Regions from separate parts of the Homo sapiens genome. Here region 1 is linked to region 2. Evidence: chromatin contacts called from ENCODE Hi-C or POLR2A ChIA-PET data. All regions are on one chromosome and are shown on one strand. Each heading gives the region's core, a stretch centred on a gene start or an enhancer-like site at or near the end of the contact. The rest is flanking DNA. Distances are from core to core; before and after follow the strand shown.

What was found. Hi-C counts contacts between places; a loop is a spot of excess contacts on that map. ChIA-PET counts read pairs that join two places held with the same protein, here RNA polymerase II (POLR2A). Pooled maps may share reads with other maps.
Region 1: a map of endothelial cell of hepatic sinusoid shows a loop between it and region 2 (4-fold over the local background). The contact joins two enhancer-like sites. A Hi-C loop is called at or near these places in 22 of 168 maps with a recorded cell type or tissue (A673, CD4-positive, alpha-beta T cell, CD4-positive, alpha-beta memory T cell and 14 more), 5 of 37 single-sample maps with no recorded cell type and 20 of 50 pooled maps. POLR2A ChIA-PET finds 5 or more read pairs at or near these places in 16 of 52 experiments (B cell, CD4-positive, alpha-beta T cell, CD4-positive, alpha-beta memory T cell and 13 more).

The regions. Positions count from the first base shown.
Region 1 is chr2:113,218,410-113,221,941 of GRCh38, reverse strand. It overlaps PAX8 (paired box 8), which reads left to right. Exons shown (of 12, transcript NM_003466.4): 11 at 1,764-1,850; 12 at 3,333-3,532. The coding sequence ends at 3,409. Among named protein-coding and RNA genes, the nearest start is that of PAX8-AS1, 16 kb to the left of the region's middle. Within about 2 kb of position 1,826, at least 11 of the 41 ENCODE cell types and tissues checked have a DNase peak (open chromatin) inside an H3K27ac peak, as active enhancers do; they include body of pancreas and stomach, where a contact is called at or near this core.
Region 2 is chr2:113,136,987-113,140,435 of GRCh38, reverse strand. No RefSeq gene overlaps it. Among named protein-coding and RNA genes, the nearest start is that of IL1RN, 11 kb to the right of the region's middle. Within about 2 kb of position 1,780, at least 4 of the 41 ENCODE cell types and tissues checked have a DNase peak (open chromatin) inside an H3K27ac peak, as active enhancers do; they include body of pancreas and stomach, where a contact is called at or near this core.

The sequences.
Region 1 (3,532 bases), core at 577-3,076, 81 kb before region 2:
TCCTTTTTTTACCCATGTTTTTTGCTTGATTTACGTTAGACTTAGTCTCTGCCCCTAAGGAACTTTCTTACTGTGTTCTCAGTCCGTCATTGACTTCCTAGACAAGGAGAGGATCCAGTAGCCTTTCTCTGCTTTAGGCTGCTCCTCTTCATCTCTCTTCTTCCTGTATAAATGCCTACTTGTCTGGCAATAAAGCAGCTCCCACTAACCCCAACCCAGGCCTTAAGACTGGTTGGATGACTGATTTAAGCCTCCATTGAGCTTTATTTTCGCACCTGTTTAATGGGAAAATAATAAAAGCTTAGATTTATTGAGCACTCCCTGTATATTTGAAGCATGGTGCTAAGCATTTAATACATATTTTGTCATTTAATTCTCATTAAACCAAATGAGATAGGGATAATTATTTGGCCCATTTTACAGATAAGGAAACCAAGGTTCACCTGTAAGTCACTCACTCAGAGAGGCTAAGTGACTTGTCCAAGTTTACATAACCAGGAAATGGGAAGTAAGGATTTGACTCTAGACAGGTCAGCTCCAGAGTCAGGGAGTTTCGAGCAACCCCTCCAAAGAGTCTGGGGAAGGAGACTCAGAACCACATAGCTCCCAATCGTAGGTGAGTTTCTGAAAGGCTGGGTGGACATTCATTGAGTCTCAGGGTTGGCAGGAATCTAGCTTTGTAAATGGAATTATCGCATAAGTGAATAAAGGGATTATCTGCAATTTGGAGTCAAGAGCCCTAAGGTCGAGTTCTACTCTGACATTTAACAACAGTGTGATTTGAGGCAAACTGCTTAATCATGCTGCACTCCAGTTTCCTTTTCTATAAATTGGTAGTATCCATGAGTACCTCATGGGGTAGTCTTGAGAATAAAAGATCATAATGTATGGGAAAGTGCTTTACAAACTTTAAGCTCTTTACCAAGCACCGGTAGTAGCTGTGGTGATCAGTTTGACTTTGTTTTTGTTATGTAAGGGAATTCTTAAGTAATTTCTTCGGTAAATAATTCCTTTGGAAAACTCAAGAATCCATTAACAGAAGGAGGTGATCTGATTTACTTTGTGTAAATTTATACGTTGAGTTTGCTTAAAGCGGCAGACTCAGGATGGAACAACAAACTACTCCAAGTCCCAGGACACAGCTTCCTGAGGGTGTGTGCCCTCTGGGGCTCTCCCTCCTCTCCCATCCTTAACCCTCACACCTCCCCTCAGCCCCCCATGCACACAAACACACACACTCATACCTAGCGAGGCTAAAAGGTTCATATATATGGATGTCCTCTTTGGCCCCTAACCCCATACCCCTGCTGTGGGGCCCTCCCAGAAGAGCCCTTCTCCAGAAGGTCCAGGCAGCAGAAGGAGCAGTTAGTCCCTGGGCCCTACACTCACAGCACAGTTTCCCAGCTCCACCAAACCCTCCAGCTCTGGGAGCTTCCGCAGATCCCAGAGGCTCAGTTTCTTCATCTGGAAAATGGGGGTAGTTATAACATCTACCTTCTGGGCCTCCTGGGAGGGCTGTAGTATGTCAAGCCAGTGCCTCCAGTACCTACGGAAAAGGACACTGCCCCAAATTTTCCAGATCGATGGGTTCCAAAAGGGATGACAGAGGGACCTTCTGAGCTCCATTGTCCCTGCCGTGGCTCCAACTGTCTCCCCAACCATTCCTGAGCTTGCCCATTGCCAGCCCTGCAGACCTTCCCACACCCCAGCCCTGCATTGATGCCCTTCACCTCACAGGCCTCTCCCCTGTGTGCCTCCAACAGGAAGTGAATACTCTGGCAATGCCTATGGCCACACCCCCTACTCCTCCTACAGCGAGGCCTGGCGCTTCCCCAACTCCAGCTTGCTGAGTAAGTCCCTGGGGCTGCCCAGGCCTCTGCTGGGCAGGATGGATGGAGTGGTGGGGGGCAAGGGTGGGTCAAAGGTTACCTGAAAGCTGGGAGTCCTCAGATTATACAGAGGGCCTGGGAGATGGTGCTGTTTGTGATGGAAGAAGGCAGCAGGAGGGCAGTGTACCTGGTTGTTTGGGGAAAGAGGGCAGAAGTCCAGAGGCTTCCAGGCATTCGTTTCCCTCCTGCTTCTCAAGCCCATGTCTTTTAAATCTTTGTTTTGTGTAAGATTCAGGGCTCAGGCCTTGAAGGGGAGGACAAGGGAGGACTTGAGAAAAGCCTAAGAGAGGACCTCCTGCCTCCACGGCTTACAGTCCCACAGTGCAGACACTGACGCAGGGCACCCGCCAGAATGTAACTGCCCTCCTTCCTGGGAGCCAGTTTCAAGAATGCCATCCTGTTGCCCCCATTAACCATCTAAGTGGCTCAGAAATACTCATGATTCAGCACCAAACCCTTAAACAGAAATCTTTTGTTCCACCACATTCCCCATATTTAGCCTGAGATGAAGACAGTATTCAGGGTCGAGGTCCAGAGAGTGAGCTTCAGCGAGCTTCCAGGCTTCTCTTCACCCCTCTCTTGTCCTGGGGTCCTGAACTGGGAAGAGAAGCTTTTCAGCAAAGCAAAACCCCACCAATGGGGGGACTTGAGGGATCCCACTAGAGCCTCCCTGAGTGGTGGCCTTGGGTGTATCAGAGCAAACCGGAGCCAGACAGAAGCAGTGATCCAAGGATGGCCAACCCCACAGGCACCATTGCAGGCTAGGAACCATCCATTCCCCAAGACCCCCTCTCCTCCCATTACCTCTTTGTATTCCAGAAATAACTTGAAAGGTGGCAGACCTGGGCCCTGTTTGCCAGATGAGTTCAACTCCAACCCAGCTTTCCATTCAATTTAGCCAGAAAAGACGAGGGCAATGAGACATGCCAGGGTTCAGGCACCTTCCCACTGAGCCTCCCCAGGCTGCCCATCCTGCAGGTGTGCAGAGCCTCACCTTAAGGGCCGTCAAGCCCAGATCCCCTTTGACCCCTCAGCAGTCTAATCTCCCTGGGTCTTAAGAAAGAAGACTCTCTGTCCTGGCACTGTTTGGGCAAGGCTAGGGAGGATCCCAATGACCTCTCAGTGCACTTGATTCTTTGGGGTTCCACATGCAATTGTTTTCTATTGCCCTCTCCCTATTGCAACGAGGGTGTTGAAGGTCAAAGCAGCCATAGGGGGAAGGGGCAAGAAGCCACTGTTCTCATTCTGGCCAGAAACTCAAAGGTGAGGCCAGAGAAGGAGGAAATAGGGCTGGAGAGGAGTTAATCTTCGATGATCAGATAGGCCAGAGAAATGAATGATTAACTTGTGTTGTCTTAAAGGTCAGCAGATGCAGGGAAGGCTATGGTGCAATTTTCCTTTCTGACCAGCAGTGTTGTTGTTATTTTTTTTTAATGTGTCCAGGTTCCCCATATTATTACAGTTCCACATCAAGGCCGAGTGCACCGCCCACCACTGCCACGGCCTTTGACCATCTGTAGTTGCCATGGGGACAGTGGGAGCGACTGAGCAACAGGAGGACTCAGCCTGGGACAGGCCCCAGAGAGTCACACAAAGGAATCTTTATTTATTACATGAAAAATAACCACAAGTCCAGCATTGCG
Region 2 (3,449 bases), core at 531-3,030:
ATATATATATATATTGATAGATATAGCTATAAGGTGGAATACTACTCTGCCATAAAAAGGAATTAATTAACAGCATTTGCAGTGACCTGGATGAGATTGGAGACTATTATTCTAAGTGAAGTAACTCAGGAATGGAAAACCAAACATTGTATGTTCTCACTGATATGTGGGAGCTAAGCTATGAGGATGCAAAGGCATAAGAATGATACAATGGTCTTTGGGGACTTGGGGGGAAGGGTGGGTGGGGGGTGAGAGATAAAAGACTACAAATAGGGTACAGTGTATACGGCTTGGGTGATGGGTCCACCAGGATCTCACAAATCTCCACTAAAGAGCTTACTACATGTAACCAAACACCTCCTGTACCCCATTAACCTATGGAAAAATAAAAAAATAAATAAATTAAATAAATGAATGAATATACTTCAGAATATGTTGGCAGTGAGTTTTCATCAGTTTCCGATAAGCGCCCAGGTGCTCTAGGGAGCACAAACAGCAAAACACTGAATCTTTACTTTAAGGTGCTCAGGGGATGGTTAAAACATACACCTCTGGAAAGACCCCAGAGGCGCCATGCAGATCAGGGGTCTGGGCTACAGGTCCTCATGGAGTCTAGAAGAGGGGGTTATTGAGGGCTGGTATGGACCGTGCTCGATGTCTTCATGGAACAAATTGTCCAAGAGCCTCGCTTTGAGGAGATTTTTGTAGGAACTAGGGGGTGCAGATGGGGAGAGAGAGCACTTAGAAGTAGAGCATGGGGTGGTGAAAGGACAAATTTCAGAGTGTCCAAGGCCTATTTATGCTTTAGGACAGACTAGAATCCTTACCATTGCCTACTAGGTTAGCAAGATCTAGCCCCAGCCTAGCTCCCTGTGCTCCAACCACAGGCCTGAGTTGAAAGAAAACTAAACTCCTGTGACTTATAATAAATACTGCCAAGGAGGGAAGGCGAAGATGTCAGTGTGACTCCATTGTGGCCTAAGGAAGATGTGTCTTGACTCTACACACAGACATACTGATCTCTTGGCAGGAAGCCCCTTGGAGTGGAGGTGGAGCGCTCAGGTGGGGCAGCTTGAGGTCCCTGGTCACTAAGATCTTTCCTCTGCTCTGACTCCAAGCAAATCAAGTTTCCTGAGTCATCTGACTGTGTCAACTGTCCCTGGGAAAGAATGCAGGCATAGCTGGCCCCTGAACAGATCCATTCCCCACTGTAGTGAGTGCCTGGGTATTTTATCTATCTCTTTTACGAGTTCTGTCCACTACCCACCAACACACAAAAGTACGCATTTCCCTTGTAGGCACGCCGTTGGGATTCCTGTGCTGAGTTCCAACATGTGGGTGTGTTCCCCCGGCCGAGGAGGGAAGTGTTAATTCCACACACCAGTCAATCATACAGGTAAAAGGTCTGCAACAGATAACAGGATGACAGGAAGTGGACTTTAAAGCAGGCACAGAAGACTTAGAATTTCTCGGGTGTCACCCCTTGGAGACTAGACATTGGCAATAGGCAACATTTGGATACTTGTCAGGAGTCAGGCCCCACCTCAGCTTGATTGATAGGTGAATGAAAATAAATTTTTCCTTAGAGTGAAACACCTAGAGAGTCTTGAAAAACCAGACCTTCACTAATTTGAGAGCATGAACCAAACTGATTATTTGCCTTGTCAAGATTCTTTCCAGGCCGGGTGTGGTGGCTCACACGGTAATGCTAGAACTTTGGGAGGCTGAGGCGGGCGGATTGCTTGAGTCTGGGAGTTGGACACCAGCCTGGGCAAAATGGTGAAACCCCGTTTCTATTTAAAAAAAAAAAAACAAAAACACTTTCCAGAGCAGTCAGGTGTGTACAAAATGCTGACCCCTGGTGGATATTTCCTGAACTACTCTTTTAGCTCCACATGAAGGAGACCCAGAGGCAAGACGTCAAAGCTAATCTTCCCTGTTTTTAAGCTTTCTCAGGTTTAAAGCTAAGAACCCAATAGATGAGTTTCATTGTCTCCAGAAACTTTTATGGAGAGAACTGGGCTGAATATCAAGCATGTTGAGATTTGCTGTTGTGGCTAGGGATTTCATAGTTATGTGAAGAGAAAACAAAAACTTATTTGGTTTCCCCAAGATTTGCAAGAATTTTACCCCAATTTGACACCCCCTGTTGAAGGCCAATTTATGTTCCCCCCAGAATGAAGCTTGAAATGTGTTTTAGCCAGCCTGTGATTGAGAAAATAGAAAATCTTCTACCTTCAACCCAAATTAACATGTAGTCAAAATGTACTGCTGATGCGGTAAGTGGCCTTTCTTTGAAGTTAAAGACCATCTCCCTCCATTGTATTGACAGACACTACCAGGGCCAGGTGGGAGAGCTGGGAGGACTTGACCTCAGGGTCCCTGACTTAGGAGCTATGTGGTCCACAGGGCCTCAGCCCTGGCATCATGATGTCCTTGTCCCACACCCAGATCAAGTGAATCAGAACCTCTGGATGGAGGAGGTAGGCCACTTTTGGTAAAAAGCTCCTGCAGGTCAGCCTGATGAAGACACATATCTAGTTCAATTCCCTCCTTTTATGAAAACTGAGGCCTAGGGAGGAGAGGTTGCTTGGCCAAGGGCCCCCCAGGGAGTCTGTAGGAAAACTCTGACTCACCAATGAAAGACCTGAATTCAGCCTTGAATTTTCAAACAGTTGTCCTTGATTCTGTAGTGTTGTAGTAGATCAGGCCCAGAAGTGACGGAAGAAGCCACAATCCTCTTGAGGCTTGCTTGTCTTCCCTCTCTGTGCTTTTCTCTCCCATCTCAGCCCCTCCACCTCCCAGTCACCTGTGCACCGCCTCCCAGTTGAACAAAAGCCTCACTTAAGCATGAACCCCAGGCCTGGCTTTCCTAATCCATGGCCCCTGCCTTGTGCTATATAAAGTGCTGGCCCCTTGATTATTAATTTCCTCACCGCAGGCTGAGACCAGACCTGGAATACCCCACCAAGCCAAACTCAAATGTTTGCACATCCACTTGCTTTAAACATAGCCCCAATAAGCCTATGGTAATCCATTTAGAACCTGCCTGCTCTGTATACTCCATGAAACTGTATCCAATATCTGCTGGCCAAGGATAAGCCCCAAGCCATAAAGGCCTCAAGCCACTGCAGCCCATAGGAGCTCTCTGACCCAGAGATTCCCTGCTGTGCTGCTGGGTGACTTCACCTGGCCATGTAAGCCCCCTTTCCAATTCTCTTCTTTCCTAGGAGTCCTCTTGCCCTCCTTCCCCTCTGAGTAGGACCCCATCTCCACACTATAGCCTCCTTGACCAATTCCTGCTATAAAGGACCTTCCCCAGTGTAAACCTGTTAAAGCATCAACCCGAAAGCCTATGTGTGCTACCGCCACCTCGTGGTCATATCTTTTTTCTTAACCTCCAAATATCTGAAAAATCCTTCACTCTGGGCCTTTTCCCTCTTCTAAGC